4 separate regions of the Mus musculus genome follow, and all the other regions are linked to region 2. The links are chromatin loops, found by intact Hi-C in ENCODE. Cell type or tissue: heart. All regions are shown on one strand.

What was found. A loop is a pair of places that touch in the nucleus more often than their neighbours do. Peaks named below come from ENCODE experiments on the same cell type or tissue, not always from the same donor. Only the 100,000 strongest peaks of a DNase experiment are listed, where the experiment ranks them.
Region 1: it touches region 2 in a loop (5-fold over the local background); 4 of 42 quality-filtered maps call a loop at or near these places.
Region 3: a loop joins it to region 2, with 8 times the contacts of the local background. A loop is called at or near these places in 4 of 42 quality-filtered maps.
Region 4: a loop joins it to region 2, with 8 times the contacts of the local background. A loop is called at or near these places in 9 of 42 quality-filtered maps.

Annotation. Positions count from the first base shown.
Region 1 is chr8:10,644,423-10,652,422 of GRCm38, reverse strand. No RefSeq gene overlaps it. Among named protein-coding and RNA genes, the nearest start is that of Gm32330, 25 kb to the left of the region's middle. In heart, no CTCF peak of the experiment used is centred here; no DNase peak of the experiment used is centred here; H3K27ac peaks cover 2,655 bases.
Region 2 is chr8:11,169,407-11,177,406 of GRCm38, reverse strand. No RefSeq gene overlaps it. Among named protein-coding and RNA genes, the nearest start is that of Gm15418, 14 kb to the left of the region's middle. In heart, a CTCF peak has its summit at 3,343; DNase peaks (open chromatin) are centred at 3,916 and 5,666; H3K27ac peaks cover 4,360 bases.
Region 3 is chr8:10,880,497-10,888,496 of GRCm38, reverse strand. B930025P03Rik (RIKEN cDNA B930025P03 gene) reads left to right here and starts at 6,043. Exons shown (of 6, transcript NR_040705.1): 1 at 6,043-6,085. In heart, no CTCF peak of the experiment used is centred here; a DNase peak (open chromatin) is centred at 4,846; H3K27me3 peaks cover 1,372 bases.
Region 4 is chr8:11,094,404-11,102,403 of GRCm38, reverse strand. No RefSeq gene overlaps it. Among named protein-coding and RNA genes, the nearest start is that of Gm15418, 89 kb to the left of the region's middle. In heart, no CTCF peak of the experiment used is centred here; a DNase peak (open chromatin) is centred at 3,743; H3K27ac peaks cover 879 bases.

The DNA.
Region 1 (8,000 bases), 520 kb after region 2:
TGAAACTGGACTGTTGTGAAAATGTTCCATGTCGTAGAAAACGACTCTTAAAAATGTTCTTCAGTAGACTCAAGATGAAGAGAACAGGCCTGTGAAAAACCAGCAGCTGCCTTGGTTCTGACAGGGCTCCTTCTCTTGGTCCCCCTTGAGCTTGTGATTCTTTCCATTAGGGTTCCACTTGTGTCTTTGGTATGATACAGACATGGAAGAAAAGGGACAAGGCATTCCCATTTGGGTGTCTCTAAAGCCTTCCTAACACAGTTGGTCCACTTTGCCAGCTTGTGCCTCTCTGCTGTTAAAGGAGGTGTGTGCCCTGTGCTTGATAGATCCTGCTGAGCTCAGGACCTTGTGAACTATTACAAGTTGGAGTTTTACTTGAAAAATAATGCCCGGATTAACTCAAGGAACTTTCGAGAAACCACTTAGTTCCCTCAAGTCAGCCATTCAGATTTATACGGTGTGTTTGAGAGTTCCCTGCTAATGAGCGCTTAGCAGTATTGATCTGTGAAACTCCCAACCTTACCTTGACTAAATCCCAGAGACAAGAGCGTCAGGCTAAATTTGGCAACTGCTTAGACAGCTGTAGAAAAGGAGCTTGATCTCTACAGAAAAACCGTCTGCTGGACTTTGAGCTTTGAAGCCGGAACCCTGAGGGGGGAGGGGGATATGTTACTGCCTTACAGGCCTGTGGGCATTACCTCATATGTGTAAAACTATCCAGCCGTGCTCCACTGTACCCTGTGAAGACACGCTCGCTCGGGGAATGTTAAGCTTGGGAAGACCTGGATTTGTGACTAGAAGAGCAGTGAAGTCAGAGACCGGTGGGGACACTGAGGAGGGAGGGAGGTGGCACATGACACCATTCATGTTTCTAAAAAGGTCCCATGACTTTAAAATGTTTCACAAAGTACATATTTTAGAAGAAGCGTATTCCGAGGGCACCTGTTAAACCTACGAGCTCCCTGGGTGTGATGGATCATGACGATAACCCAGCACCCAAGTGACTACAACACAAAAGATACCAGTGGCTGTGACATTTACTCTCCCCTGATATGGAACCAATGACAGACAAAGGAAAGACAACAGGAAAGTTCAACTGGTGAACTAATGAGTCATGGTTCCTTATGCAGTATGGCTAAGAGCTTACTTATGGGGCAGAAATGACTCAAAACAGTGGCATCACCAAAGCCTACCCCAGCATGGGTGACGACGGGCTCACAAAAGCTGGAGACCTGAAGCTCACTGCACAGTTCCACAGGCTGCAGAATCAATCTCTCTCTCTTTCTCTCTCTCTCTCTCTCTCTCTCTCTCTCTCTCTCTCTCTCTCTCTCTCTGCATCTAGGCTACCCTTTCTAAGCAGCTCCACTTGTCTGAAGGTGCCTCCCAGAAACCTTTACTGTATAAGCTTGGGGAGGGAGGAGCTTAGTGAACCCAGGTCAGTTTCAGGGACTTCCTGGAGCCATTGAGTTGTTTACTTCCTCACTTTAATCCTTGCAGGATTGTTCTTAAGGGGCCTCCCTCTAAGATGGAAGATTTTATCTGGGGGGAACCTGTTATGTAACTGTCACATGGCAGTCAGTTTGCATACAGAAGCAGGACCACAGTCTTCAAGCTTTAGAGAGTCACATCATACAAAGGAGTGTTTCTACAACACTTCAACACTTCTCAGTACCTGATAGCCTGTGACTGTCTGTCCCAAAGCCCTGTGATTGTTTCTTTTCCTTCTTCAGTAATTTTACACCTGCATAGTTGGTGTGGAATGGATGGTAGGTGTTAAAGTGTGGAACAGGTTGACTCAGACATGGATATGTGTTTCTGAAACCACCAAGGCCATCAGAATCGCACCCAGCAGCTGCCAGTGTTTATGTGTGCCCACAGCACTTCCAGCATACCTACCCTACCACATACCAGTGTACCTATCCCTGTCCTTTGGTATCTGGCCCACTTTTTGCCACTGGTTAATTTGCACTTTCTAGCACTGAATGTCAGTGGACCCAGTGGACCAGTGGATACTTTGTGTTCCTTCCCACCATATAGTTAGAGAGACATTGTGTGTGTGTGTGTAGGGGGGTTGGGGGGTGTTGTTGGAAGCCTTCTACCATTGCTGAGCAGTGCTCCATCAGAGAACTCTCCTGCCATTTGTCCTGTTGCCTCTTTAAGGACACTTGGATCTGAGGCTACTACAAATAAAGCCACATTAAGTGTTCATATACAAACATCTGCTTTCCATTGCCTTGGTTAAATGTGTTGAAGAAAACTGATTGAATTATATGATGGGCTGTGTTTATATTCTCTAAAGCTTCCAGATTGTTTTCTATAGGGGCTGGGGAAAAGGCACACACAGAAAAAGGGTCTTCTGTAATCAAGAGGACCTTGTACCCAAGTGAACACACTGGAGAGATGGCTCAGTAATACTGGAGAGTATACTACTATTGCAGAAATCCAAAACCCAAGTCCAGTGGGTCACACCTACCTGTAACTTCATATCCAAGGTTTCTGACACACTCTTTTAGCCTCTGTGGGCATCTGTACTTATGTACAGTAACCCACACATAGACACATAATTTAAAATAAAACAGATTTAAAGCAAACAATCAAATGTGTGTACTGTGCTGTAATCCCAGACTCAGGCAGCGAAGACAGGAGGCCTCCTGGAGTCTACTTGCCACATAGTTTAACCAAAGTACTGAGCTCAATGAAAAGACCCCCATCTCAAGAAAGAAAACTAGAAAACAATTAAAGAAGGCACCTGAGACAGTCTTCTGGTCTCCACATACTCATGACCACACATGTGTGAGCACCAGCACAAATGAACACACACAAACATAGACACATATACACATATGCATAAGCACACACTAACAAACTCATACACAAATTCACACATGTAAACACATACACACACATACACATAGAAGCACATATGTACATACTCACATACATAGTCACACACGTTCACATTCACACACTTACATACATTTATATATATACACACAAACACATACACACATACAGGCACATACACACAAACACTCTAATACACACATACACACTCATATAGATACACACACATGCACATATACACATACTTAGGCAATACACACATAGACATGGACATATATACACATATGCACACACACATATATAATCACAAACACACATACACACATATCCACACATTAATGCACACATACACATATACATTCTAACACTCATACACAAGAACACACACATATACACAAACACACAGACATACACATATAGACACACAGATGCACATACACACATACACAGATATACACACACACATTCACACATTAACATACACACACATACACACACACACACACTCTTTTGATTAAGGAGATCCAACCTTCACCCCTCAGCATGAACAGAGTAGACTTTTTCCTGTATTGAAGTTGGCGTTCATAATTTCGTGTTCATTTCTCTCCCCATCACAGCTGAATAATCTGCAGAATGTGATCTAAAGGTGAACAGATGAACAGAACCTCGTATGCCATGGAAGCTGGTGGAAGGCACTGGAGAAGTTCCTAGAGAGTGTCCCCCGCTTATTCTGAATGGTGACTGAAGTCAACATACATGAGAAGAACATTGGAGACCGTAGATGACCCCATCCCACTCTCCAGAGAACACAACAGAACACACACAATAACTTGCTGAGTAAAATAAGGACAGAGAAGATCCCCCCCCCCAAAATAAAATAAACAGTAACCCATGTGGACTGCTGTCACTCTCAGGAGGAATAGAAGAAGTACCCGATGACTGTCTTGGGCTTACATTCATGAAGAACAGAAGTCAGTGGCTGTATGTAGCAGGTGGAGACACCTTATGTTTGTACAGTTAGAAGGAAGAGAAAAGGAGGTGGGGTGGAAGAAGGACGTGGGGTTAGAGAGAGGATGAAGAGAGGGAGCAGGTGGCCACTGAAGGTGAATTTAGATCCAGCCAAGTGGTCACTTCTTGAGTAGATTTTTTTTCCTTAAGAATTAGTGTTTGGATGGAATCCTCTCTGAGCTGGAAAAGCATGAATCTCTTGCCTGCCTGCAGACATCCCCACACACTACTTGCATCCTGTTGGATGTTGGTTAGGAGACCTGTTCCTCCATCAGCCTTCTGTATCTCCAGCAAAGCCTTGGACCCTCCAAAGTGAAGGGCACTCTGCCCTTCTAACACCTACTCTTTCTCACCTTGTTGTAACCACCCCTGACCAGAGCAGCCTGTCTCTGCATCCTCTGTGCTATTCTTACACTGGATGATTCTATGGTTGCTGTGTGCCTCATTACTTTCTTGTAAGCAGGAGCAGAAGGGAGGGAAAGGAAGAAGGTGGGAGAGGAGCCAGCCAACCTTTCTTACTCTGGTGCCCTGGCATCAAAAGTCCAGACAAAAGGCAGAGACACCACACATGGCCTTCTTAGAAATACTAATAATCTCAGGGATTCACACTACAGGACTAGGTCTTATTCCTTAACACACAACAAAGACTGCAGGGCAGGATGCTGGAAAAACAGCCAGTGTGGTGCAGAAGACAGACAAGAGAAACCTTAAAAACAAAGGTTTTGTTCTTAAGAAAGAAGGGCACAGACTGTGTACTCTGTGGAGTTTTGCTTGTTTCAATCTAAGTCCATTCTTCTAAGGACCTGTGGATGCTGGAGGGAAAAAATCTGTTTTTTGTTTTCATTTCCTTCCTCCCTTCCTTCTTCCTTCCTTTGTTTCCTTCTTCCTTCCATCCTCCTTTCTTCCTTCGTTCCTCCCTTCTTTCTTCCTGTTCTTCCTTTGTTCCTCCCTTCTCTTTCCTTCCTTCTTTCCTTCCTCCCTTCCTCCTTTTCTTTGTTCATTTGTTCCTTTGTTCTTCCCTCCCTCCCTTCCTTCCTCCCTTTCTTCATTTGTTCCTCCCTTCTTTCCTTTCTTTATTCCCTTTTCCTTTCCTCCCTCCCTTAATTCTATTGTTTCTTCCTCTCTTCTTGTGCTCCTTTGTTTTTCTTCCTCCCTCTCTTCCTTCCTTCCTTCCTTCCTTCCTTCCCTCTCTCCCTCCCTCCCTTCTTCCCTTCCTTCCTCCCTTCCTCCTTCCTTTGTCCTCCCCTCCTCCTCTCCTCCCTCCTCTCCTTTCCTTCCTTCCCTTCCTTTTGTTGTTTCTTCCTCCCTTCTTATGCTCCTTTGTTTTTAGTTTTTTCTTCCCCTTCTCTTTCTTTCTTTCTTTCTTTCTTTCTTTCTTTCTTTCTTTCTTTCTTTCTTTCTTTCTTTCTTTTTTTCTTTCTTTCTTTTTTTTTCTTTCTTTCTTTGTCTCCCCTCTCTCCCTTCCTTCTCTCTTCTTTCATCCTCCATACCATCCTTTTTTCCTTTCTTTTCCTTTCTTGTGCATTTGCTTGTTTGGATTAACAAAGGCATGCTGAAAGTGATGATTCCAAACTGCTAACTGTGCTTGCTGTGAGAAAATTTAAATACAAGTTCCCAGTAGACATCACAGTTCTACATAGATGAGTTTTCCCATCCGCTCCATTGTACATTTTCCCACTGGTTTTCTAGGCTAGGAGTGGAAACTAACAGAGTGTTTGGGAACTCAAAGTTCTCTGGTTTCTAAGTCTCCCTGGAAGCGCTGGTCCTATGCTCCCCCTTATCAGTGTGAATCAGAGATGAATCAGAGTATCCGTGTGCCTGGAGAATTAGAACCTCCACACGTGGCAAGAGACGCAGAGTCACTGTCTCAGAAAGAAAACATCTCAGCATGATGCAGATGCTAGAGACCGAATATTCCCGTCCCCACGTGGTTCTGGAAGCCACCCAAGTTATTAATAGCCATGGTGACAGGACTGTACATTATATTGTTTCCTCGTCGATGGAACGGAATGTCAGGCTGTGGGGACTGTGACATGGAAAGTATGTGAGTTGGCTCTGTCTCTCCCCTTTCTCCTTTTGAGGCCTTTCTGTCCTGTGTGCTTTTTCAATACTGCCTGTGGGCAAACTTTGTAGGGAATGAGAAAAAAACAAAAATGGCCTCCTAGAAACATACTGGTGGTGACCCACAACTCATTAAAATAAGGTGGAAACATTTTTGTCTCCCCCCCCCCCCCAGAGCATGCCCCCAGCTTGGCTACCCAGAGTTGGCCATATCTGCCCAAAACAATAAACCCAAACCTCCAAATTGAACATATTGGATGGAAAGGCTCGTGTTTTCCCAGGCTAGCTTCAGATGTCCATCTTATCTAAAGGAGAGCAACGTTACTGATTCTGAGATGGAGGTCAGCTTGGGAGAGACAGTATGCTGCTGCTCTCAATGAAGGCAGGCCAGCACCAGGGCAGGGGAAATGGGTATCTGGGTGAGACCAGCAAAGGCTAGCACCTTCACTAGGTGTTGCTGTGTGCTTGTTCAATCAGTGGGACTTCTTGGATGTGCTTGCATCTAGCATTGGAATGGCAAGGTTTCTGCACACAGCGTCCCTTACGTAACTTCCTCTCCAATCTTGTGTCTTCCTCTTCATGCTTACACAGCTTCTCACAAGCTGGGGGAACCCATCCTTCTGTGTCTTGCTTCGACATTACTCTAGACTCTTCCTCTCTGGACGCTGGGTGGGTAATTGATGTTCTTTATGCTGATGTCCAGGTTGTCATGGTCTCATGACCGGAACTCTAGCTTGCTTTTGAGAGTTGGGCCAAATATAAGCTTTCTGCTTGGTGAGTACATACTCATTATGTTGTAGTATGGACATCAGAGCTATGTACAGTCTTTTTCTAGTTAGCGGGCACTCATGCAAACATAGGGACTTTTATTTTCTTACAAAAACTTGAAGATGGAAAAATTATTATTTATAAAATATTGTAAAATATCAAAATTGAGGGCTGGATAGATGGGTCAGCAATTAAGAGTGCATATTGTTTTTCCAGAGGACCTGAGTTTGGTTTCCAGCACCCATAAGACATGGCTCAGAACTGTCTTTGAGGATCTGGCACATCTAGTCTCTGAGAGCATACATAAATGCGCAGACACAGACAGACAGACAGGCAGAACACACACACACACACACACACACACACACACTCATGCACACATGCATACACAACACACAATTAAAAAAGAAATTTACACCACTGTACCCCGACCTGAACAGTTATCTAGCATTGGATTTTAGTGTGTATTTAAAGCACAGAGTAGGACATCTGCTCAGGGCTTCTCCAACATGCTTCTTTTATGATTTGCCCAGGGTCCTTAAATTTTCACTTTATAGTTCCTAATCAACTTTACATTGAGCTGTGGCCTTTCGGCCTTCTATGGAAGACACACTGGTGGGGAGAAAGTGTGTGAGGTGTTTGAGTCTCCTGTGACCTTCATTTTTAGGAGAAGCTGTTTGACTTTGCTAAGTTCCTGCAGACCACCTTCTGCTCCTGGAACCTCCCCAGACAGTGCTGACCCCATGAGGACTGAGAGGCAGGATGTCTTCCTACTTCAAGTCATTTTTTATTCTCCATTCAGCAAGCAGCTCTCCCCCGGGGGTGTCAGCCGAGCCACAGACCCTTGCTTGTATTTCTTTGTTTTAGACATATCTGAGGGCTTTTCTTGAATGTGCTTTCATCTTCCTCTGGCCAGATCTGTGCTATTCCTTGAGAAGAACACTGTCCCTTTTAGACTTCCTGGCTGGGACAACAACAGCCTTCTGGCAGCTCTGCCTTTCGTTAATTATCCAATTATGATAGCAATAATGAGACTTGAGGGCTGTGCTCCAGAGATTTGCATACACTCACCCTCTTGTCTCCAGCTCCCCCGCCCCATCTCTGTCAGTTTAGCCCAGTGTTACTTTGAGTGGCTCTTCACAGGCTCCTGCACTTGGCTTATCACTGTGACTATTCTGTGAATCTTGCCTTTCCCCAGGTGACATCAAACAGGGACAGGCACATGCGTATAGTTCTTTACCTGTGGATAGTCTGAAATTACTTGCAAAAGCAAAAGGCTACATCTCCCTTGGCTGTTTAGAGATCCTCTGACAGTTAAA
Region 2 (8,000 bases):
TCTGACCTTGACCATGAATCTGACTAATTCTCTCACATTCCTGTTATCTAAACTTCTGTACAAAGAAAGGTATGGACTGTAGCCTGGAACTCTAAACTAAATCCCCCCAACTTTATTTATTTTTTGCATTGCTTGCCTTTTTTCAGAGTATTTTTTATCACAGCAACAAAAAATGAAACAGGACAGTGACCTTCTCTGGTCATTGCAGATAGAGTTATACAGAGCTCATGACAGAACAGGGTGGGCTCTGAACCCAACAGTATTGATGTCTATGGGAAGAGACCTCATGTGGAGCCAGCCGTGCACGGAAAACTGTGAAGATGGAGTGTCCTCCCGAGAATCATATCCTGCAAGCCAGAGGGCCCAGGCAGAGGGGTCTGCAGCAATGAGAAACCAGATGAGGTAAGAGAGGTCCCACCTTCCCCAGACTGGGTACGTACATTTCTGTTGATGCTTCCAGTCCCAGACAGTAAAGAGTAGATTTCTGGAGGGAATCCCGACTTGTGCTGTGTTGCCACAGCAACCTTAGGATGTTAACAGGCCGTTTAGTGTGCCCAATCCTCTGCCTGGCTGACTCTTATCTCAACCCAGACTCAGCTTCACTCTACCTATGTCTACTCCTCCAGGGAGTGGGCATGACAGTGAAGCGGTGGCCTTTGCAACAGCACAGAGAGGTTCTGACGTGCCCTCCACGGACACCAGCTTCTACTACCCACAATTCTTTTGCTGTGGTGCACCCAAAGGGCAGGAATGGGGCAGTGGGGAAATCAGCAGAGGCCTATCTCAGAGCGTGTCAGCTCAAGGTCTGGAATTCACGGGGTATGGCCTAGAGAAACTTGTTCAACCTGTTATTTAAAAAAAAATTAATAAAATATTTTGAATAGGTAACATATTCACAGGATTCAAAAATACATCAAAAAGGAACATTGTGAAAGCACCCTCCTCTTCCATATTTACCCACCTCCTCCACGAGCTTCTTCCCCGCTGCCCCAGGAAATATCTGATTAATTGTTCATGGGCTTCTGGTATTTTTGAATGCACATAAAAGGAGATAAAAATCACATGCTTTTATTCTTTTCTCTTGCTATTCCTGGAGAAAAGCTTGCACAAGATGCGTGCTATGCATGCTGCATTTATACCTAAACTGATGGGTTTTCCTCTTGGGGAGGGCAAAGCCAAACCAAGCTTATCCAGAAGTTATGGTGAGAAGATTCACTCCCCTCTCCCCGCGCACCCCCCCCCCCCCCCGCTCCAAGGAAAGAGAGCAACGGCATCATTGCCAAAGCAGACTCCTTCCTAACAAAGGAAGATTGGAAACTTTTGGAGCTGACAACAACTCCTCTTGGAAAACGGTTTGCGGCGGGCACATTCCCGAGCCTGCTCAGTTTGAGATGCACACTACTGAGCATGCTCACTTCAAGGTCCTAGCTCAAGAAAGAAAGATGGCTGATACATTGCGGTGGGTGGGTGGGTGGGTGGGGGTTACGTATGCCTCGCTCGGGGAATGGAGATGTATTGAAAGTTTAGAACATTCGTGGGCATGTCTATCTTATGTCATAAAGATGGCTGACATGAATACTTCTGGGTCTCTCAGCTTTTGTTGTGCCTAGTTTCTTCTCCCAGAAAGAGAGTAGGGGTGCTCAAAGGAAAAGCCACTTAAAGGCACACAGGCCTCCGTTCAGTTCGTTAACCTGTAGGTCTCCATCCCATAGCGAATTGCCTCTGCTTTTCTTTTCTTATTTGTCCGTTTTTCATTTAAAAATTGCTTTTTAAAATAATACTAGACACATTTGTGAAATATTTAAAAGTGTTCATTCCTCGATACCCCTTCCATTCCTAACGACCCCCCTCTTCTGGCCAGCAACCTCTCCTCTTGCTTCAATGTCTCCCCTTTAGTTATTGTAATCCATTTGTGCTGGTTAGTTCTCTGTCAATTTGTCACAAGCTGGGGTCATCATGTCAACTTCAATTGATAAAACACCCCCATCAGATCGCCTGTGGGGCGATCTACTAATTGATGATACAAGTGGGAGAGCCTAGCTCGCTGAGGGTAAGTGCCAACCCTGGGCTGGTTTTGTTTGTTTGTTTGTTTGTTTTGTTAAAGCGGGCTGAGCAGGCTATGGAGACTCAGCCAATGAGCAGTATTTCTCTATGGCTTCACTTTCTGCCTTGAGTTCCTGCCCTGGCTTCCCTTTGTAATGAACTACAATTATAAGGGAAAACTAAACCCTTTCCTCCCCCAAGAATATCCAAACAAGGGATCAGTGGCTAATTGGACGCATGACTGCAGGCACACGTGCCCAGACAGTCCTTGATGCCGTCATAGGAGATAAGCTGGAAGGAGTTTAACTGGGCACACCTCTGCAATTACTGATAACTAATGCTGGCATCTACGGTCTGTCTTTCGTTCCTCATGACTCTCTCCTGTCTACAAGCCTCTTCACTCCCAGAAGTGTGGAATGAAGACATCTCCCTTGATACCTCTTTGCACTAATGAACCACAAATGATTGCTATCTTACTAATGAGAACCATCACTTTTGTGGAGGTCAGATGTTTGGCGAGGGTCTCTCTAAGCTGAGCCAATCGTTATCAAAGGATGGTTCCCTTTGGAAGCCCCAATGGAAAATCCATTTCCAAGTCCCTGGCAGCCCCGGAGTGGCTGCTCTTCTTGGTAGGTCAAGAACCACATCTGACCCAACAGCTATAGCTACATCACTTGAGGAAATGCCACAAAAGGAGGTTTACCTTCAATCCATCATGTGCTCTGTTAGTCAAGACTACTTACAACGCAGAGGTAAACCCACCCCTGGTGAAGTTCCCAGAGATCAGGGGACGGACCACTCAAGTCTCTTAACATACAGAGCCAGAAAGCACCTGGAGTTCCAGAGGCCAGAAAGTGGTAGCTTGGGCTGAATGGTACAGAGGGGCATCTCAGTTGTGTGTGCAGAGTCAAGGTACTATTGCCTCTTTCCACTGTGGGACAGAACCTGCCTCCAGCCCAGCACCCATCCTCTTCCTGTACCCCATTGCTCACTGAACCCAATTGTCCTCAAGCACCCCATAACCTCACATCACATAATCTCCTGTCCTTCATCCTTCTCCCTGAACCCCATCCTTTATGCACCCCATCCTTCCCCCCGCACGCCATCCCCCTCCTGTGCTCATTCTTCCATTCTTACACCCCACCCATTTCCCTGTACCCTAAAGCTACGACTGTACCCCAATCTCCCCCGGAACTGCATCCTCTGCACTGCACCCCATCTACCCTTCCTTGTTGAACTCTAGAGCCTCAAATCACCCAAGGGCAGCCGGGGGTTGTTTCTATTTCCGAATTGCCCTAGGGGGCAGCACACTCCACACAAAGCGGCACAGCCTGAGACACTCTCTTTTCCAGCCCTGAACCTGAACAGAAAGGGCAGGTCATCTCCTGGTTGGCCCATTCCTGCTTTCCTTGTGGTTTCTCTTGAGCAGCCAGCACCTGACCACCATATGGGTCCACCCATAAGCATAATCGAGTGTACACACATGCGAGCACTCAAACATGCTCACACACACACACACACACACACACACACACACACACACACGAGCATGAGAACAAACACCAGCACCCACACCCCACACCCCCACCACCACAGTGCCAGCCCCTGACTCTGCTCCCCACCCCCACCCATGTTCTTTGGCTACAGTTATAGGAAAAGACAGCCCTGGGCTCCCTGCCACGGTGCCCTCTTTGGTTTCTGTGGTGTCCTGTAAAGGACACCTTGGCACGCTAGGTGGGTGACAAGGGAGTGCACATGATTTCCAGGGTGATCCCCGGGCCTGAGTTGCTGCATGTGTCTCTATTAGGAGCTCCTGTGTCCCTGGGTCTGATGCCTTGGTGTGGCCCTGACGTGAGCAGGAGTGACGCTCTCTCTGTGACTCACCCGCGTCCACAGAGAGTAACCAGGATGCCAGGCATGCCAACCACTCAATCGAGCACTTGGCACTATGTGAGCCCACAGCTGCCAGCAGCATGCGACCAGAGGCTCAGCAGCCTGGGAGTCTCCTGTGCCTCTCCTCCCAGCTGTTCCTTGGAGGGGCCGTTGGTCCTGCAGAAAGTGATTCCCATTGCAGGTTGGATAGAGAACCTCAAAGAGGGGCATTGAGCAGAACCACTGTGAAGCTGGATAGAGTGCTCCTTGGCCTCCAGTCCCCTTGTAGCTCCCTGCTGAGTATCCAGCTCTGACCTCACTGTGCTTACCTGGAAAAATGAAGGGCGCAGAGGGAGTTTATCCTTTTCTAGTTCTGCTTGTCGATGTGTGCAGGCGAGGTCATGCTGCAGTTCTAAGGAAGGCAGCTCCTGCTTCTAGCATTTGTGGATCCAGTTGTGGTACCCTGGTCCTAGCCCCATGGTCCATGTCACTTCTTCTCTGTGTGTGCCCACCCCACTCTCTCTTTAGATGGATCAGGGTTCTGGCTAGGCCATCAAAATCTCGTTTTGTTCTAAGTTGTCATAGCTGCAGAGACGGATGTCCTTGTGAGGTGACATCTGAACTGCTGTCGACTTGACCATGCCGTTTTGGTGGTGTAATTCACCCAGCAATGCTTCCTTTGCAAGGCTGTGAGGGTTTTGTGCTCCCTAAGACTATTTACTAAACACTGTTCAGTTTCCTCTCAATAAACAACAGCTGTAAAGACATAAACCTCAGGCAGGACTACCCTCCCGCCATCTTCTGCTCTTCCCAAGCTTATTGGAAGCTCACCTTGCCTCTGCTTCAATTTACTGCTCAGGCCTGTGTGCCCTACTTTAGGGTCTGCTCAGCACAGGCCCTCAGACTCTATATTCCTTCTAGGATATAGAACGACTCTGAAGATGGGTTTGGGCAGGACCCACCATTCTCTCACAGACCAGATGTTCTGCAGTTGATTCCACGGTTCCAACCAGGAGCCGTCTCTCCTCTTGACAAATCATCCCAGAACTTTAAAGTAGCTCAGAAGACGGAGTGAGCCAGGAATCCCAGCTCTGTCACTCTCCATGTTAGCAAGTGAGTTCACCCTGCCTTAGGCCTGTTATTTGCCCCCTTGAACCTGAGGAGGACCTGTCTTCTGTATCCACAGCCATCCCAGCCCACAGATCCTCACAGACTCTCACCATTGCTGCTCACCACACAGCAAGAATCTTAGTTGCTCCTTATTGGGCCTTACACGCCCGCAGCCATGCAGAATGCAAGACAATGCAGCCAAGCAGCAGAAAGGCCTGGGTCCCTGGGAATTTTTCAGAGTCCCCAGAAAAGCCACCAAAGATGGTTTTGAACCTCACTCCCTGCACCTCTGAACTATGGTCATGACTGTGAGGCTCCACCTAGTTAGAAAGACCCCTGGAATGATATCCTACTGTTGGCTAACTAGACTTGTTCCAAGCTTCACCTGTTCCTGAGAAACAGAGAGTTAAGACATGTCTATTTTCCAGGATAAAGGAGACCCTGTGCGCCTCAGTCCCTGGAGATTTGTGCAGCTGTGTGACTTCTAGTGGATGGGTGCACTGCTTGCTAAGTGAGGAGACCAAGCAAAGAACCTCAAGGACTGAAAGGTTAGATCTTAAAAAAGGAGCAGAGAGCGTTCCCCAAGCCTGGATATGGGCCTGGAGCTCAGATGACTCAGACCTTTGGCTCCTGTGTCACATGAGGGAGACGTCCACACTCTGTTACTCTGGATCTGCTGCTGCCAGCCGCTCTTGGCCGGCGTCCTGAGAGTAAATGCCACACAGACTGTGTCCCGAGGAGAGTGCATGGCATTTTGTATTCTTTCGGCTCCTAGTTATGAGAGGGTGGACAATATTGCATATCCTTCCTACCCTGGGGATCCTGTCCTATAGTTTAAAATATCACATCTAAGACAGAGATACCCCAGATTGCAGCAGGGGCTGATTGCACAGGGACACTTGGCCGGCCTGACTGATAACATCAAGGCACCAAGTTCACAGGTTCAGGGGTCCTCTGTGGACTTCCCATTCATATCTTCTTCATATCATTGGGCAAGATTATATTAAAATGACGTGTATTGGAGGGCTGAGACTTTAGGGATGGCAGCAGCTGTCATGTCTTAGGCACCATGAAAAAGGTAGGCTGGACCAGGAATGGGGGACATGCTGAAAGGGCGTGGGAGGCTCTGAGGCACTGGGTCATTCTCTGAGGAGGACAAATGAGTGTCAACAACTTGAGGAAGGGTTTCCAGTGGGTGATGGTCTGGGAAACTCCTCTTGAGGGGCTTATCTTCTTATTTACTTGGCAAGGGTAGGCCAGGTGACCTGACCCCCAAGCCCCAGTTCCTTGCAGCTCCAGAGGTCAGGCTGTTACCTGCTCTCTGAAGGCATTGCTACCGTCTGACTGAAGTATTCCCCAAATGTGGCAGCCCAACCCGCAGCATCTGGTCAGAGATACATCGGGGCCAGCCTGGAGCCACTGAGTTAGCAGTCTGGGAGGGACCCAGATACCAGCTTTAAGCAAGATATTCCCCTGAGGGGTCGTGTCACAGCTCATAGTGTGACAGTATGTGGCTTACTTGAGCATTACTGAAAATGTGTCCTATCCCTCCCAAGTGTGAGGGGCTGAGAGCAGCCTTGTCTTTCTGGTTATCCTTTTCCAGGTATTTATTCCAGGACACGTAGCATGCAAAGATCCAGCCATGGGTTCACAGAACATGGAAGAACAGGTCTACCCACAGAACAATGGTTACATGAACTATGTACAGAGATTCACACACAGGAGTCTCTGTTCTCCAAGTTAAAAAGAGCAAATCGGTGGTTATGTTTCCAGCCCTGCAGAGATGACTGCGCTCCACTGGAAAAAGAAAAAGAAAACAAAACAAAACAAAACAAACAAACTGTAAACCAAACTGTAAAGCAGTGCAGAGAACAGAGCTTGCTCACGGTTGGGAGAAACTGACCTCACAAGCTGAAAGATACTTCAGTGTGCTGCCAAAGAAAAACATGTTATTTATTACTACTGTATATATGAAGTGTGTGGTGTGTGTGTGTGAGTATGTGTGTATGTGTGTGTGTGTGGTATATGTGTGGTGTGTGTGTGTATGTGTGTGGTGTGTGTGGAGTGTGTGTGGTATGTGTATGTGGTGTGTGTGGTATGTGTGTGTGTGGTGTGTATGTGGTATGTGTGTGTGTGTGTGTGTGTGTGTGTGTGTGTTGTGTGTGGTATGTGTGTGTGGTGTGTGTATGTGTGCATGTGTGTGTGTATGATGTATGTGTGGTGTGTGTGTGGTATGTGTGTGTGGTGTGTGTGAGTATGCCTGTGTGTGTATGTGTGTGTGTGTGCATGCCATGACATACATGTGGAAGTCAGAGGACAGCTTTAGGGAGTTGGTTTTTTTTCCCTCCACCATGTAAATCCCAGTGATTAAACTCAGGTCCTTGGACCTGGTGGCAGATGCCTTTACGCACTGAGCCATCTTACAGGGGTACATGTGGTAATCAATAACCACCCTGTGAGAAGATGGAACAGTCAAAGAGTTCTACAGAGGGAGTCGGTGCCCTGCCTTTACACAATGCTTACGGTTGTTCTTAGCAGGCAGGCTATGCTAGCTCATTTCCTTATGCCTGCCTTCCGTGGAAACTGAAAATAAGATTCCGTGGTGCCTGGAGACATTAAGTGGACCTCATAACATAACATCTATATCCACACTAAATAAATTAATCTCAGCAACAAACTTTGCCTTAAACAAACCTTACTTATCCCTGATATTCTGTGGACCTGTCTGCCCTGGTGCCACTGGGAGGAGCCAGGCCCAGCCACCGTTGACATAGGCAGACAGGAGAGTACAGCTGTCCAATGAGGATTGCGTCATCATGGTGACCAATGGATGAGGGTGGCACAGGGTTGGTGGATAAAATAGAGACATTAAAATGTAGTATGACTAAGGAGAGGAAGGCAGGGAGGGAGAGGCAGACAGACAGACAGAGACAGAGAAAGAGAGACAGAAACAGAGAGAGAGAGAGAGGGAGAGA
Region 3 (8,000 bases), 290 kb after region 2:
GGGAGAAACTCAGAACTCAGGTAGCCTTGGAGATGGGAACAGGTATCAGGCGGAGGGACCAGGGAGCAGACCAAAGTGCCTGTGAGGTTCTGTTCAGGGTCAGTCAGTACTGAGGCAGGAGAAGGCCAGGTACCCAGTTCCTTTGTATTGAGGCTCCTGTGTCTGTCCAGCCCCTGGAAGCAGTCCTGTCTCATGAGCTCTGAAGGTCCCGGACCTAGGCCTCATGCCATGCAATGAAGATGCCCCTCACCTGAGAGCATCTGAGCGTTTGTTAAGATGGCGTTCACACATGAGATCATGCTCTCAAGTCCTAGGTGGACAATGCCTGTCGGTCTCACCATCTCTGGCACTGCATCTTCAGGATTCCCCTGGTTCCTGCTGCTCCTGAGCAGTCATATGAACTGGGAAGAACAGAGTTTCCTTCAGTGGTTCAGCCCTCTTCCTGGAAGCTTGCTCTTCAGTATTTTCTCTTGTTATAGCCTTCACACTGGTCACCAGGAGTAAGCTTTTGTGTCATAGAGGACTGCCCTCATACAGGCTGTTTGCCACGGCAGGAACAGAGGACCCTTCATCAACCTTGTTTGTCATCTGCCTTGCCTCTGTACATTTTACCTTCTATGCACTGTAAAGTAATACCTCATGGAATTTACACATGGCCCAAGTCCTCTAGTTACCAAAATGTAAGGAGCATCTCTAAGCTACACAATCATGTAAAGCCACTTGGGTAACTTAAACTATAGCAACCTATTGGTGCCTTTCTGTGCACCAATCTCACCAACAGCTCTGGACCTGCACACGAAAACATCTTATCCTCTCTGAAACATGGTCAAAGATGACACAAACCATCTTCTCGTAGGTAAGGTAGCCCAACCCCATGCTGTGGAAGCTAGCTAGCTCACAACATGGCCAGGTGGAAGTCACAGGCTGGCAGGACAGAGATAGCGAGGCCGTCTCTGTGAAACAACAATTGCCTTAGTTTCTCCTTGTGATGTCCTGTGCCTGCTGCAAGCTTCTGTTTTGATTATGAGACCTCTGACTAATTAAGTATTAGTCCATTTGATTATCTTTCAGGAGACAGGGCTTCCACGGGAAATAATGATTTATTCATCTCCATAATAAAATTGATTTTTTGTGCGCATTTCTCATTTGTAGTCGAGGCAACCTGGTGTCTTCTGGGCTGACGGCTCCAGGAGTCTACACTGCGTGTGGCTTTCTCAGTTAACATGCAGGAAATTGAAGTCAGCCATTTAACCTTTGTGCCTCAGTTATTCGATCTGCAAATGGGCAATAATTAAACCTTTGTTAGAGAGAGGAAACAGGGACTCTGGAGGGACTAGAGGCCTGATGAGCCCAGCATTTACATTTGTCAGAAGCCTGGGCATGTAAAAGTGCTCTGTGTGCATATAACATGACCATGAAAGGTTTACATTCAGCAACACGTGTTAGCCATGAGCTCACTGCGAGGCTGAATTTTAAAGATGGCAGACCATGTCTTTGATATTTAATGACTTCCCAACATGATGATAAGCCACTGGCCATACCATGCAGCCCTTCCAGTTTATAAGAGCTCTGACTTCTCTGATGGAAGAAATTGGAAGGGGACCATGGGCAGGAAGTAGAAGTTTATGAAAGCAAACATTTCATGTCTTCCCTAGGTCTTCTCAGAGCACAGAACACATGCTCTGTGTCAGTGGTCCTTAAAATGTGACCCCCACATTGGAGGGATGTGGCGTTAGGAGCTGTGTCCCAGCAATACTTCTGTTTATGTTGTTGTTGTCTGCTTTCCCTGAGTGGCAGCATAACAGCGGGGTAGCTGGGGGCACACTCAGCGTGGATGAGTGGGGAAAGCACAAATAAATAAGAAAGCATTAAACACATGGCTGTTAGCTGAGTTATTGGACATTACTCAGATGATCATGGTGTGAGACTCTTTACCACGGTACTCAGTGACCAGGACATTAGTCTCAAAGCTTGGCAAACTGGTTAAACAGGAACACTTTGCTTTAAATCTGAACTCTTGCACAGGCTCCACGGTAACCTTTGCCTTTACACCTTGAGGTATCCTACTCTCCTGGAGAATTTACCTGTAAGGCCTTAGTGTCAGTTTCTGCACAACTGAGGAGCCATCATATCTATTTGGTGCCTTAGAATGGTGATTGTTATGTCAACTTCACACAACCTGAAATCATTAGGAAAGAGTCTCTCAGTGATGGGGGTCTACACTGGCTTGGCCTGTGTATGTCTTAGGATAGTTGATACCTAGTTTAGTTCATACCACCATGGGTGTTACCATTCCCTAGTCAGAGGGTTCTTTGCTGTATGAGTGGAGGAAATGAGCTGAGCAGGCAAGCATGTGGTTAAGTTTGCATGCATGAATTTCTCTCTGCTCTTGACTGGATGAGATAGGATTATCAGCTGGAGTTCCTGTCTTGACTTCCCCACCGTGATAGGCTGTCCCCTGGAAGTGTGAGCTGAGATACACCCCTTTCTCTAAGATGCTTTTGTCACGGAATGTTATCACAGAGTTTTATTATAGAAATAGAACTAGAACAAATGTAGGTTTTAATCTACAAGGGAAATTCCCCATAAGTTTAATCTGTTCATATTGAAGAGATCTTGCATGCGACTCTCAAAAAACTTGAAAAAAAATACAGAAAGAAATATAAAGTGTGGGAAACATGATAGGAGTTGAGGGTTGCATTTTTAGGGTAGTTTTGGGGACAGAGAAACTCATGTATTTAACTCGTTTGTTTGTTTCAGGACCGTATTGTGAAAACCCTTTTATTTTAGTGCTGTGGGTTTTGTTTTGTGTTGTAATGTTTCTTGTGGTTTAGCAGAAATTAAGCAAATGAAAGAAAGAAGAAATGCTAAAGTACTATAGGCAGGGCCTACATCTCAGTATGGAGTGTGCTTGGGGTACTTGGTGAAGGAGCGGAGGGGGCAGTTTGTTGGGGGGCAAATGGGACATGAAAAATGGGAAGGCAATGGATGGATTGAAGGGAGCAGTATAGGAAAGAGGGAACCCCAGTACCATTTCCAGCCCCTGGTCTCCTGGGGAGACATCGGTCTCTCTGTGCACACTTCACAGATGCGAGTCAGGTGCCCAAACCCCTAACAGGTCTAGGTATCCACAGTACAGGGCAGGATGTGGCTGGCAGAAGAGATCCTAGACCACCATCTTTCTGGATCTCGTGTTCTTCCGAAGAGTAGGCTAACTCTTTGCTAATGCACAACGTGAGTGTCTAGTGCTCATATGTGAATATAATTGCCTGTCTAGTAGGGTAACTTACTAGAAGGTGATGTCATGGTCTCTCTCTTACATCATCTCTTACTCTGTATCTCATGCTATCCTTCCAAGTGCCTCCCAGGTCCCCACTTGCCTTTCTTATGAAGCTCTTCCTTAACCCAAGGGAAACACCTTTAGTGTTTACTATTTTCATTGGAGACAGCATCTAGGCTGTTCTGGAACTCACTATGTAGCTCCAGGTTGGCTTTGAGATCCCAGCAATCCTTTTGTCTCAGTTTACCAAATGCTGGCATCATAGGCATGAACCTCAATGCCCAGCTACACTTTGATCTTCAGAAAGCCTCTTTAATTATTATCTCAAAAACACATGGCTCTGTGGTGGATTTTCTTTTTCAGTTTCCTTTTTGAATTTATTTATTCAGGACCATAATTTCCTTGGGATGAAGAGGTTAGTTTATCTTTATGCAAGTCTGTTTTGAAGACAGAGCTTGTATGCATTGATAACTAATGACAACTGTAAATCATTATCCGTTCAGTTCCAGAGTCAGTGGCGAGAGTTTGGAGATATGGAAATGAAAGAAAGAATGACAGATGATGGTGGGACCCTGTACGCAGCCTTGAGACCCTCTGCAAGGCAATGAGATAGCTCAGACAGCCACAGAACACTGCAGAAGATGTGAGACCTGAAGACTGTGATGAGATCCACAGATAACTCTGGAACTCTCAATACAGCTGTGGGACCAGTAGATAGTCTTGAGATACTTCAGATGACCGTGGAACCAACCAACCAACAACCCTAAGACCTTGGGACCCTGAAGACAGTGATGAGACTCTGCAGATGGCCATGGGACCCTGTAGGAAGTCATAAGACCCTGCAGACAACCATGAGACTCTGCAAAAGGTCATCAGACTGTGGAGATGGCAATGAGGCCTTGCAAATGGTTGTGAGACCCTGCATATAGCCAAGAATCTCTGCAGAATGTCATGAGACCACCCTGCAAATGCCATGAGACTACCCTGCAGACGATCATGAGACCATCCTGAAGATGGTCATGAGACCATGCAGAAGCCATGAACTCTTGCAGTTGGTGATGGTGATAGTGATGGCCCTGGTTGACCATGCAGTTCATCATTGTACGGACATTGCCTATCGTACCCCTTATTCTTGCAGAAACCTTGGAAAACATGTGACAGTTCAATGGGGAATGCTGAAACACCTTGTCATCATGTCACCGAAGACACAGGATGACCATTCCCTATCCCAACCATTTGGTGCAGACATACAAGTATTCTCCACTGATTGCCTTAGTTCTCAAAATTAATATTCTATGATTATTTCAAGCATTTGTTCTCTGAAATATATGGAATATGATTAACATGATCCCTAATGTTTAGCTCTTCTTCAGTTCTTAGAAATACAATTTACCTGAAGGACTGGAAACACAACAGAGAGACCTCAAGGGTGTTGGGCTTCTGGTTGCAACTTTGTGCTGGCAAAGTTCACCCAGAATTCTGCTACTGCAAACACCTTGATATGCTGAATAAAAATAGAAGACGCCTCACTCCAAGGAAGGGACCAGATTCCAGAACCGAAGCCAGCCCTGTGGCAGTGAATGGGAGCAGCTGATTAGTGGAGGGCACTGGCGGTTGGAATCAGCGCCAGCCCAGACACACAAGGACAGAGGAAGAGCTGAACCTATTTGACCCGTCTTAACCCGAGATCTTGACCTGTCAGTATCCTCACAGAAAAGGCAGCAGCACGCTCTATCTGAGTTTCCTCTTAAAGGGACACAGCCAAAGAAGCAAGACAAATTACCCCTTTCTCAGGAAGACAGTGGAAGATTCTCTATGTTCTGGGAAGAAAACAGAGTCAGCCTAGAATGCTGATGCAGAGACACAGCGAGGGCATGCCAGTGCACTTTTGGACAAGTGCTAGTGTGCTGCAGGAAATGTTAGTTGATGGAAAGTCTGAAAACTTCATGAAGAAGAGGGGCCTGCTCCGTGGAGGGCCTGAGATGAAAGAAAGGCACTGAAGGAACAAAGTCAAATGTGTGCTGATTTAAATGAAGGCCGAGCATACGGAGCAGGAGCACGGGCCTCTTGGGACTAACCTGAGGCTGTAGAAGTTGTCGCAATGTCCTGGGTGTCTCTAAAGACTTATAAAGAGCGCATGCTTGTAAAGAAATGAACGAAAGAGAACAGGTGAGCAATTAAATGTATTCCATTAAGTGCATTATAAAGGAGTGGTGAAAACCATTGAGGTGAAATTCCAAGAGGAGAACAAGATCGATCACTCGGCACGCATATGGGGAAAACCAAGATAGATCACACGGCACATATGTGCACAGAACTTCAGAATAGCTGCTTCACCACCATGTCCAACAGCCATCTGACACATCAAAATAGCATCGATCTTATGGGCATGTGGGTGTACATGTGTGTGTACATACATGTATACATGACTGAGCTGTAGCCTCCACTCACTCATTTGTTGGTATACCAACCCTCTGTGCAACTGTATTGTATTTGGAGTTAGTTTGCAAAGAGATATCTAAGGTTAAACAAGGCCACAGGCTGGGCCTTTATCCAATATGACAAGTGTCCTTCTAAGAAGATTGGGAAACTGGCATGTTGGTACCAGGGAAGAGAGCATCTGAGGACAGAGAGAGAAGGCACCAGTTGCCATGGCAATAGTCCTCAGGGAAAACAAGACCGGACCTCTAGACATCCGGTTTTTGCATGCCTCCCATTTAGTTAACAGCAATCTGTTATGTACTCTCAGTGGCCACACACACACACACACACGCCATTCTAGAACAGATAAGGATGGTCGAGAAGGTGAGGAGACACGAATCAAGTGGGTAATGTGTGGCTGGAGGTGTCTGTAGTGGGGGTGGGGAGCTGAGCATGACTGAGGCAGAGGATATAGAGCCAACTGCAAGAAGCAGTGAGCCAGGGTCCAGCCTGGACAGCGCTTACTCGTCCACCTACCATGGCTCACACCTAACTACCTGTAGTGTTCACTCCTATGCCGACTGTATGCATGCATGAGGGGTGGGTATGAGGGGTGGGTATGAGGGGTGGGTATGAGAGGTGGGGATGAGAGGTGGGTATGAGGGGTGGAAATGAGGGGCAGGCTCTGCAGCAGCTAGCATGCTCACTTCTGTTCTCTGCTGTAATACCTTGTTTCTACTCAGGGTGTGAGTAGCTCTTGTATTGGACTTTAGTATAGTCAGGGTTGTTTATTTTTCTTCTTCCTTTTCTCCTTCATTTTGTTGTGTTTTTAATTAACTGATCATAATTGTGCACATCTGTGGGGTATAATACGATGTGTTGCAGAATGATTATGTCAGGTATATTAGCTTGTTTATTACTGTGAATTTGTCATTTCTCTGTTGGGAGGACATTTGTAAGCCCCTTGTTTAGGGCTTGGAAGATGCTTTGTAGGAAAGGGCATTGTGCGCTGCAAGATGAGGGTCTGGGCTCAAAAACCTTAGCACCCATTTAAAAGCTGTGTATGGCTGTGTGTGCCTGAACTCCAAAACTGGGAGGCAGGGATGGGCATGGCTGTATGTGCCTGAACCTCAATACTGAAAGTCAGGAACAGGTGTGGCTGTGTGTGCCTGAACCTCAATACTGGGAGGCAGGGATGGGTGTGGCTGTATGCACCTGAACCCCAATACTGGCAGGCAGGGATGGGTGTGGCTGCATGTGCCTGAACCCCAATACTGGGAGGTAGGGACAGGCATGGCTGTGTTTACTGAACTCCAGTATTGGGAGACAGAGACAGGCATGTCTGTGTGTGCCTGTGACCCCAATACTGAGAGCAGGGACAGGCACTCAAGAGCTTTCTGTACAGCCAACCTAGCTAGAACTTTTACATGCGTCTCTTCTCAGCTCACCGTTCTCAGGGTAACCCGAAGGGAGGCATAGATTTTACCGGCGGAATTTAACGTAGCACTATATCAAATGTGCTAGAATGTCCATTTCACATGTCACCTTCTATTTCCATCAAATGAGCAACCATATTGTCTCGGGGAGGGGTTGTCCTCCTCCAAGACTCCACTGATGTTTCAATCAGCCAGCAGACACATCCTAGCTACCATCTCTCCTTCGTCTATTGCTTCCCGGAGACTCGGGATGCGCACAGATAACTGTTGTCCTCCAGCTCACTGACCATGACATCACCAGGTAGGAAGATGCTCCCCTAGCTCCCAGATGGAGATATCCGGAGGCGTGGCTTGAAGTGCTCTGAAGCTGCCATCGGTTTTGTTTTAATCACCTCAGATTCTTTTCATGTGGAGATTGGATATGGAAGAGCCAACTTCATCTCTCCCTTCCTTTGGGGCCTCCCAAACTTTTGGTTCCTTGAAGCTGTAATTTGGGTACTGTCTGCCAACACGAAACATTAACCTCTGTCAGGGCCATCGCATCTCTGACTTATCCCCCCCCCCCACACACACACACACACACGTGATTTTTTTAATGCTGTTTTCGTTTTGCAGAACTTGGGAGAACACCTAAGCAAGGTAACTTACAAGCTGTGGGCTGGGCAGCTGTGCTGAGGGCAAGTGTGACAGGAGAGAAGCGGGGACTGGGCAGCTAGAATACTTCCGGTCCTGAATACTGAAGGTCAGCAGAACGCACACACGTCGGTGCTGTCTGAGTCCTGGGACCTCTGGGCACCATTTTGTTCTGGGAGGCTGCTTTTCTTTTGTGAGACCAGCACAGTTGAGAACACAGCGTGGAAAGA
Region 4 (8,000 bases), 75 kb after region 2:
CTAAAATAAAGTTAATGTTTTAGTCTGCCTTGAACTTTTAACTCTTGCTGGCCCAGTTTCTTCACCTACATTCTTCATTGGAATGGCATTCCTGAAATTAATGCATGACTTTTTACTTTATTTTACTTAATTTTTTATTTCATATTTCCTCAACTATAGCCCTTTTAGATTGACTTACAATATTGGCATCTTCTTAAAAAAAAACAAAAAACAAAACCTGCCATCTGAAATCTTATCAACCACCAGAGCTCTCTCCTTAGATATGAATTAAATGGGTGGCGCACGCCTTTAATCCCAGAACTTGGGAGGCAAAGGCTGGCAGATTTCTGAGTTCAAGGCCAGCCTGGTCTACAGAGTGAGTTCCAGGACAGCCAGGGCTACACAGAGAAACCCTGTCTCAAAAAAAACAAAACAAAACAAAACAAAACCAAAAAACAAAAAACAAACAAAAAATTTTCTGCTCACCAGAAACAGCAACACCAGTAGCAACAGTAAGCAATAGTAACAACACTAGCAACAGTAGCAATAGTAACAACAGTAGCAACAGTAGCCACAGTAGTAACAGTAACAACAGTACACCCCAGACACTTCCCTCTAGGCTCATTCTCCTCCCTCCCTCCCTTTCTTTCTCCCTCTATTCCTTCCTTTCTTCCATTTATCTATCAATCACTATTCTATCTGCTGCCTATAAATATTATCTATAATTTATTTTTCTGCCTTTCTTCAATTTATTATAAATGTCACCTACTTATCATCTATCAGTCTATAGCTATCATTTATCTAAATATTATCTACCTATATTTCTTCAATCTGTCTACCATCTGTAATCTATCAATTTACTATCTATTTATGCACATATCCTTTATTGTCATCTATCTATATATCTATTGATCTACCACCTACCTGTCAATTATCTCTGCCTAGGTCTAAATGTCAGCATCTTTCCATAATTGCCATGGGACAGCCCAAACCCAGTGTGATAGCATTGAGAGGTGTGATGGGTGGGGGGTGATCAGGACCTGATTGTGAATTCAGTGTCTTTATTAGAACATACAGGGGCCAGCTGCCCCAACGGGAAGACACTGAAGAAGGTGATGCTCTGTGAAGCAGTAAGTGGGTGGTTCAGAAGCCCATTGGATGTGAATACCTCAGTTTGGTGGAAGAGAGGGGTCCCCATGGCTACTTTGTAATTTTCTTAGCTTGCAAGCCTTTGAAACTTGGTGCTTTGTTCATGCAGTCTGAAAAGACCTTGATGCTGGCACTGTGCTGGCTGGTCCTGTGGTTCTGGGCTGTAGCAGAGTTGCTTTTGCTGGGCAACCTGGAGGCAAGTGGATTTTCTGGAAAGGCCAGTGAGTGTTCCTAGACAGGTGAGACTGGGAATACGGAAGGAGGTAACCTGGAGTCAAGAACCTGGGACCTCTTCCCCCAAACATCTGTGCCAATTTCTAGCCTTGACTCTTAATGACTTATTGCTACATCCATAGATCAGAGAGCATCTGTTAGTATTCATCAGAGAAGCTCCTCCTTCTTGTAGTAGATGGTAGTTATCACAAAGATCTCCTAAAACTGGTTAGTGTGCAAAGAATTAGAGGTTGTAGAGTGCTCAGCCCTAAATGGGTGTCTGGTAGATACCGGATGGAAACTAATAACATAGGCATCTCAGTTGCTATTGATGGCAAACTTATTTAATTGCCCCTTTATTTTTAGGTTTAGAGAGAACAGAAAGTGGGTCTGGTAACTGGTTCTCAGACAAGCCAGGACACGCACTGGGGTGACCAGTTATCCCCAAAAACTAGGTGGAATTCACTTCTTAGAGGGCTTCGGAATTTCTGTATTAGAGGAAGTGCTTGCTGAAATCCTTTCCACTTACTAAGTGCTACTTTGGAATTGCACAATGTATTGAAGAAATGAGTTAGCCCTGGCTGTGTTTGGGCACACAGGAGGAGGAGGAGGGACACAAGTGGGAGGTGGAGGTGGTCATGGTGGTGGTGGTGGTGGTAACTAACTCCTCTTGAGGGGTACAGAGCATGATAAGCAATAGGAAGAAGGAAGCAGAGACACCAGGTAGGAGCAGACACGAAGCCCCAGTCCTTGGGCGTCAGTGGTCACTGCTACAGTGTGGCAGCAATTACTTGGGATGTTGCATGTCTTAATGTGCATCTGGTTTTGTGACCTCCACCAGGGAACATTCCTAGACACACAGGCCATAACACTTCTCTTCCTCTGGGCTCGCACCCCACTGTTCTCCAGTGCACACCTTCAGGAGCATACTTATGTAGTAGACACACACAGCTCTCCACCTATTCACTTGCCTCCTTGCCAAACCTTTTCCCATCCACCTATGACCCTCTCCCTCTCTGACTTTAGCCAGGTGACTGACTGTAGCCAGTGAGTAGCAGCATCTCCAAGGCCAGAGAGACCAGCAGGTACCTGTGTGTGCTGCCATTTCCTTGTTCTGATGCTCTGTCTGGTCACACAAACTTATCTGAGCAATGGAAAGGCAGGTGGAGTAAAGTTGAGCCTCAATCCTCTTCTCTGAGGTCCCTGGAGGCAAGCAATGGCTCTGAAAACCCTCATTTGCAAGGAAATACAGCTAAACCTGCGGAGCCATCTAGTCAGTCTGCACTGACTAGCAAGAACTCAGATCAGCAGGAACCCAGAAGTGGGGATGCAGTGGACACTTTGTTTAACTGAACATTCCTGTTTGTTACTTAGCATTGCTGGGGCAGCAGATGGCGGATACACTCACAGGAGGCTGATGCTCGGCATGCTGGGAGCTCATTGAAAGCACAGTAAATGATCAAGTGCTGAGGGAAAAAAAAGATAACTTTTCTGTGAGATCACGGAGCCTACAGCATGCCTGGCTTGCTGTAGCACCCATGAGAGCCCATCAAAGCATGTTACGCAGTCTGAAATCACACTTGATAAACTCAATAATTTCTAGTCCTGTTGGAGCACCCGGCTGGCAAATGTGGGCTTCAGTTAAGCAATGTGAACCGAACAACGGAGACTGGAAGCCGAAAGGGAAACCTGTGCCCCAATTTCGCTTCATGAATTCCAAGTGTTTGGTGATAAATCTCAAAATGATCTAAGGCTTATTTTCCCAAAATGCCAGGAGGGAAAAAGTATAGAAAGGGGGCCATATTTTATAAGAACAATGGTGTGCCTGTTACAAACACATATATATTTCTGTTCGTCATTATGGAGGTATTTGTGCGCTTGCCAAGTGTGCTGCATGCCTCAGATTTAAAAGGCTAGAGAAAGATGGTTTTAATAAAGTTTCCTAATGTAATAGAAGACACATAATAACATCCTGCTTCAAATCTCTGGGAAAAGAAAAGTTCTTTTTGAAATGTTTTTCTTCCCCCTTCAAGAATTATTTTCAGCTAACAAGAAGAGGAAGGAACCATGAGGCCCTGAGCTGCCCCGTAGACTCATGGCTGCCCCTTTTTATGTGGTTGGTTGATGATATTATTAGGGGTTCAGTTACTCTGTAATCAAATGAAACAGCCAGAGAGCTAAAGGTAGGGTGATAAATGAGGTCCCCCAGGAAAGCCGGATTTCATTTCTGTCATGGGTCAAATTGGCAGATGACCTCATGTGAAATCAACACACGGAGGTCTGTGTCTTGTGACCCAGCGCTGGTGCTGGAAGACGGTGGCTGTCCTCACATGAGCACAGGCAGCCCTTCAAGTCACGGCTGTTACATAACAGCAAAGCAATGACACGGGATCTCTGCAGTCACCAAGGAACCTCTGGCAACCAGTCAGCTGTGACCTCAGCCTTACGCACGTCAGAGCTGTAGGTCACAGGGACATTTGTACCTGCTCTGTGTCTCGTGATTTACTCTCAGGAGTAAAAGCACCGGGTTTTATTGTTTCTCTGCTCTGTGGATTCTGCTGAAGGCATGTGCTCGGGGGGTGGGCAGCAGAACAGGACCAGCTCGTGGGCTTGGGAAAAACCCTGCTTCAAGTCATCAGCTGGTTCCTAGAAAGGAAGGAGTTTGAATGGCACCCTTTAGAGTCAGCAGTGTGCTGGAAGGAGATAGTGACCTCAGAGCTGTTTGTGAGGATGGAGACACCCAGGGGAGGTGCTGTCCTTAGCAAACAGGCAGAGGTGGCTATTCCTGATTGTAATCAGGTACTTGTAGTCTGTGGAATTGTGTCAAACTAGGACAGGTCCCAGAGGGGCCGCTCTATGATAGTCTCATCATCCAGCCCAGGGCTCCTTGCTTTGAAGAAAGGGTCATCCCCCAGAACTCTGTTCTGGCTCTCAGAGCCTTCTCCTGACTCTCAGGCTCACCCAATTTTCTCTGCTTTGCCACCTCCTGTGCTCAAAGGGGTGGTAACAAGATCCTGTGGTCTCTGAGTGCACACGTAACTCCTTCAGCAGCTGTTCTTTGTGGGTTTTTTATTCTTCCCATGCTAGAGAGGAGGGAAGTGAAGTGGAAGGCTAATCCTGGCCCAGCCTGCTTAGCAGAGGCATCCCACGTCTGCCTAGGTTCAAAGCCCATGTGACTTATGAGCTGTTTCAATGTGTGTATGCCAGGCTCTTGTCAATCACCATCTTTGAGTGGTGGGGTAGACACTGCTATGATGTGGTGACCATCCACCATCAACACTACAGCATCTGTGACTAAAGCCGAGGACCCTCTATCACACAGAGAAGTCCATCGGATGGTCAGAAGGCTTGGCATTAACAGTGAGGATTCTTGGTTGGGAAGAAGAACATAGGCTTCAGACTGACTCATAGATACCTTTTTCCATCTCTTTGCCTCTATAATCTCTCTCTTCTACCTATCTGCCTATCTTTCTATTATCTGTCTATCAATCAATCAATAAATCATCTATCCATTATCTCCCTATTATCTATTATCTGTGTATCAGTCATATCTATCATCAATCTACATACCTATTATCTACATATCAATCACATCTATTGTCAATCAATCAATCTACCTACCTATTATTATCTATCATATATCTATCAATTACATCTCTCATCTATCATTTATTATCTCTCTATCATAATTATCTAGTATCTATAATATGTCTCTTATTTGTTATCGATTTCCCATCACCTGCCCATCCATCCATCCACCCGTCCATCCATTCTCCCACACATATGCCCATACTATATCCTATTGCTTCTGTTTTTCTGGGAAATACTGTCTAACTCAAATGTTCTTAACCCACATTTCTCAGATTTCTCCTGGCCTTCTCAGTGTTATGATGGGAAGCTGTCTGTACAAATGGCAGAAGACAAGTGAGTCTCAGAATATCACTAGTCTTGTTGGTACTGCTAATCCTATAAGAATTCAATAGTAGTGCTAGGTTTGGCTCTGCTATAACCCTTCACTACAGAGCCTTGCCCTTAGTTCCATGCAAGCCAGGACTATCATCAGCCTTAACTATACAAGTAGTTGGGTATTCAACTATCCACTTGAATTACATGAGACTGTATCTTCAAGACTGGACTTTCTCCCAGTTGACTCCTTGATTTTCAACCATTATAAACACATTGATAAGGACTGGCATATATGTGGATAGTAAGCAAGTGTGCAGACAGCGTATGGATACAGACCTGCATGATTATGTTCAAAGATATTGATGTAGAGATAGACAGACAGATAGATGATAGGCAGATGGTGTGGGTAACATAGATGCATGTGAAAGCTACCCTTATGACTCCCCTGAGTCTTCTGGAGAACATGAGAGTACCTTTTATCTGTGGGTATTAGGTGTCCCTAAGCTATTATTGACTAGGGTGGCTTCATAATTCCTTGTCTGAATTAGAATGGTTCACTTGAAGATTAGAGGATCCCTTGGTGACTCCCTCAGGTTTTGTGTCCTTGTTGGTTGGACTGTGTCTTCCTTGTCTCTTTTGTTCAAGGTCATATTCAAGGCTGATCTACTACAAAGTCTTTCAAAGACGAGAAAAGAGGTAAGCAGCGTCCCAACACATTTCACAATATTGCCGACGCCCCTTTTGATCGATCACTTCTGATGTTCTCCAGCATATACTCCTGGTGCACTAAAACATTTCCAATGTGTGATGATGGCGTGTGCTTCACAGCTCTTCCTCTAACTTCCTATTTCCTGAAATCTGCTCCATAACATTTGCAACTCCTTGACTAGGGAGGCTATGGGTGTTGACCTTTTCCCTGTGTCTAGAGTCCCAAGTTCACTGTCTACATCTCTGTCTAGCAGGTCTCTTTTCCACGGCTAATCCAGAATGCCCTTCATTGCCCCACCTTCTCTTTCCCAAGTAAAGATTTCATTAAAGGGTTAACTGTGGAAGGTTTGTATACCTGTTTCTCATCCACGGACATGAGTGTCTGAGCAAGACGGTCCATCAGCTGAGCTTCACCCCTCCCTCAGCATGGGGCTAAACTTTGCCTTTCTTGGACAATGGGATATAAACAGCAAAACATCAGCACAAGCAAGGACTGACTTTTGTCTGGAGTTGATTAATATCCCTGTGAGAAGATGCCCAGGCAAAGGTGCTGCACTCAGATACAGGAGGGGTGTGGAGCAGAGCCATGGACAGCACCTCATACAGGCACAGCCAGCTCAGGCTGTGACCGTATGTGAGTCCATCAAGATTCGATGAAGCCCCTCTCCTAAGTCTGAAGGCAGACATCAAGAATAGATGCTGTGGTTTGAGGCACTGAACTCCTGGGTACTTCCCACACTGGCTTATTGGATCCAGACGACTGATCGATCTATACCGGCATTTTAAACAAATACCTAGTTAATTCTGAAGTCAGTGTGATGTAGCCTGAAGATTGAGAATGTTTGTAGATGGGGAATAGCAGAGAATTGGCTTTTTGATCCAAGCTACTTAAGCATTTTTTTCTTCTGTGAAGCCGAGAAGAAGCTTGCTTTTGCTTGGTTGTTGTTTCGATGCCTTTTTATGGGCATCTTCCTTAGCTGAGAGCTTGGGTCTTCTTTTAATCTCTTGATGTGATCTATTAAAATACACTCGTCTTCCTCGAATATGAGCTACTGCCGTTCTCGTACAGCCTTGGCCCGAAGTCGCTGGTGTTTTATTTGGAATTTTAATAAGCCTTTTCACAGTCTCCCACTCCCTTTTCTGTAGCACCTCTGTCAGGCTTGGGGCTCAGAACTGTTCTGGGCTTTTGGGAGCATTGGAGAGGTCTCCTGTAACTTCTTCCCCTCTAGTGCAGCTGTGCAGTGTGCTAGCAGAAAAAGGGCAAAAGTCCCCAAATGCCAGGCCTGGCTTCTCTGGGAAGCAGCACCCCACAGGTCTCATGTCTTCTGTTATATGGTGGGCCATGGGCTTATTCCTCCGTAGGACTTTTGGGGAAAATCTCCATTCCTAACCCTCTAGCCTTAAGAGCAAATGTACCCATTTCTGTAATTTTCCCCAAGTTATAATCACAGAGTTGGCCGTGTGTATTATGGGATGCTTACCATGTTATTAATTTTCTACCCACCATGTTCTCAGGCTTGATTTTGTATACCATGCTTTCTCGTTTTGTTGTTGTTGTTGTTGTTGTTGTTTTGTTTTTTGTTTTTTTTTTCTGGAAGCTACTGCCAGATGCTTCGCATTCTGGTTCCTTTTTCTTTTTCTTTCAAAGAACAAGCTCTTAGATGTGTTATCAAATCCGGTTTTGTTCTATTTCTGCCCTTGGTTTTCCTTTTTAAGAATCACTTCCTTCCTCCTGCGTTGTCTCCATCTATTAATCTCTCACGGTGAATGCTCGCGTTTGTTCTCCTTCCTCCTCGTCTAATAACCAGTGCTTTATGGACAGACACTGCCTTTGAACAAAGCTTAATTTTATTCACTGTGGTTAGTATGCTTGGTCTGTGTTATTTCTCCCTCTGAAAGTCAGTGTGGCATTTTGTATGTGGTCTGAGGCAGCCTCAATGTCTGTAAATGTCCTGCAGATGCCCTTAAAGAACACACAGCTGTCTGCCAAGTACTAATAACAATGATATTATTTTCCCACCCATTTACAATACTCTCACTCAGAT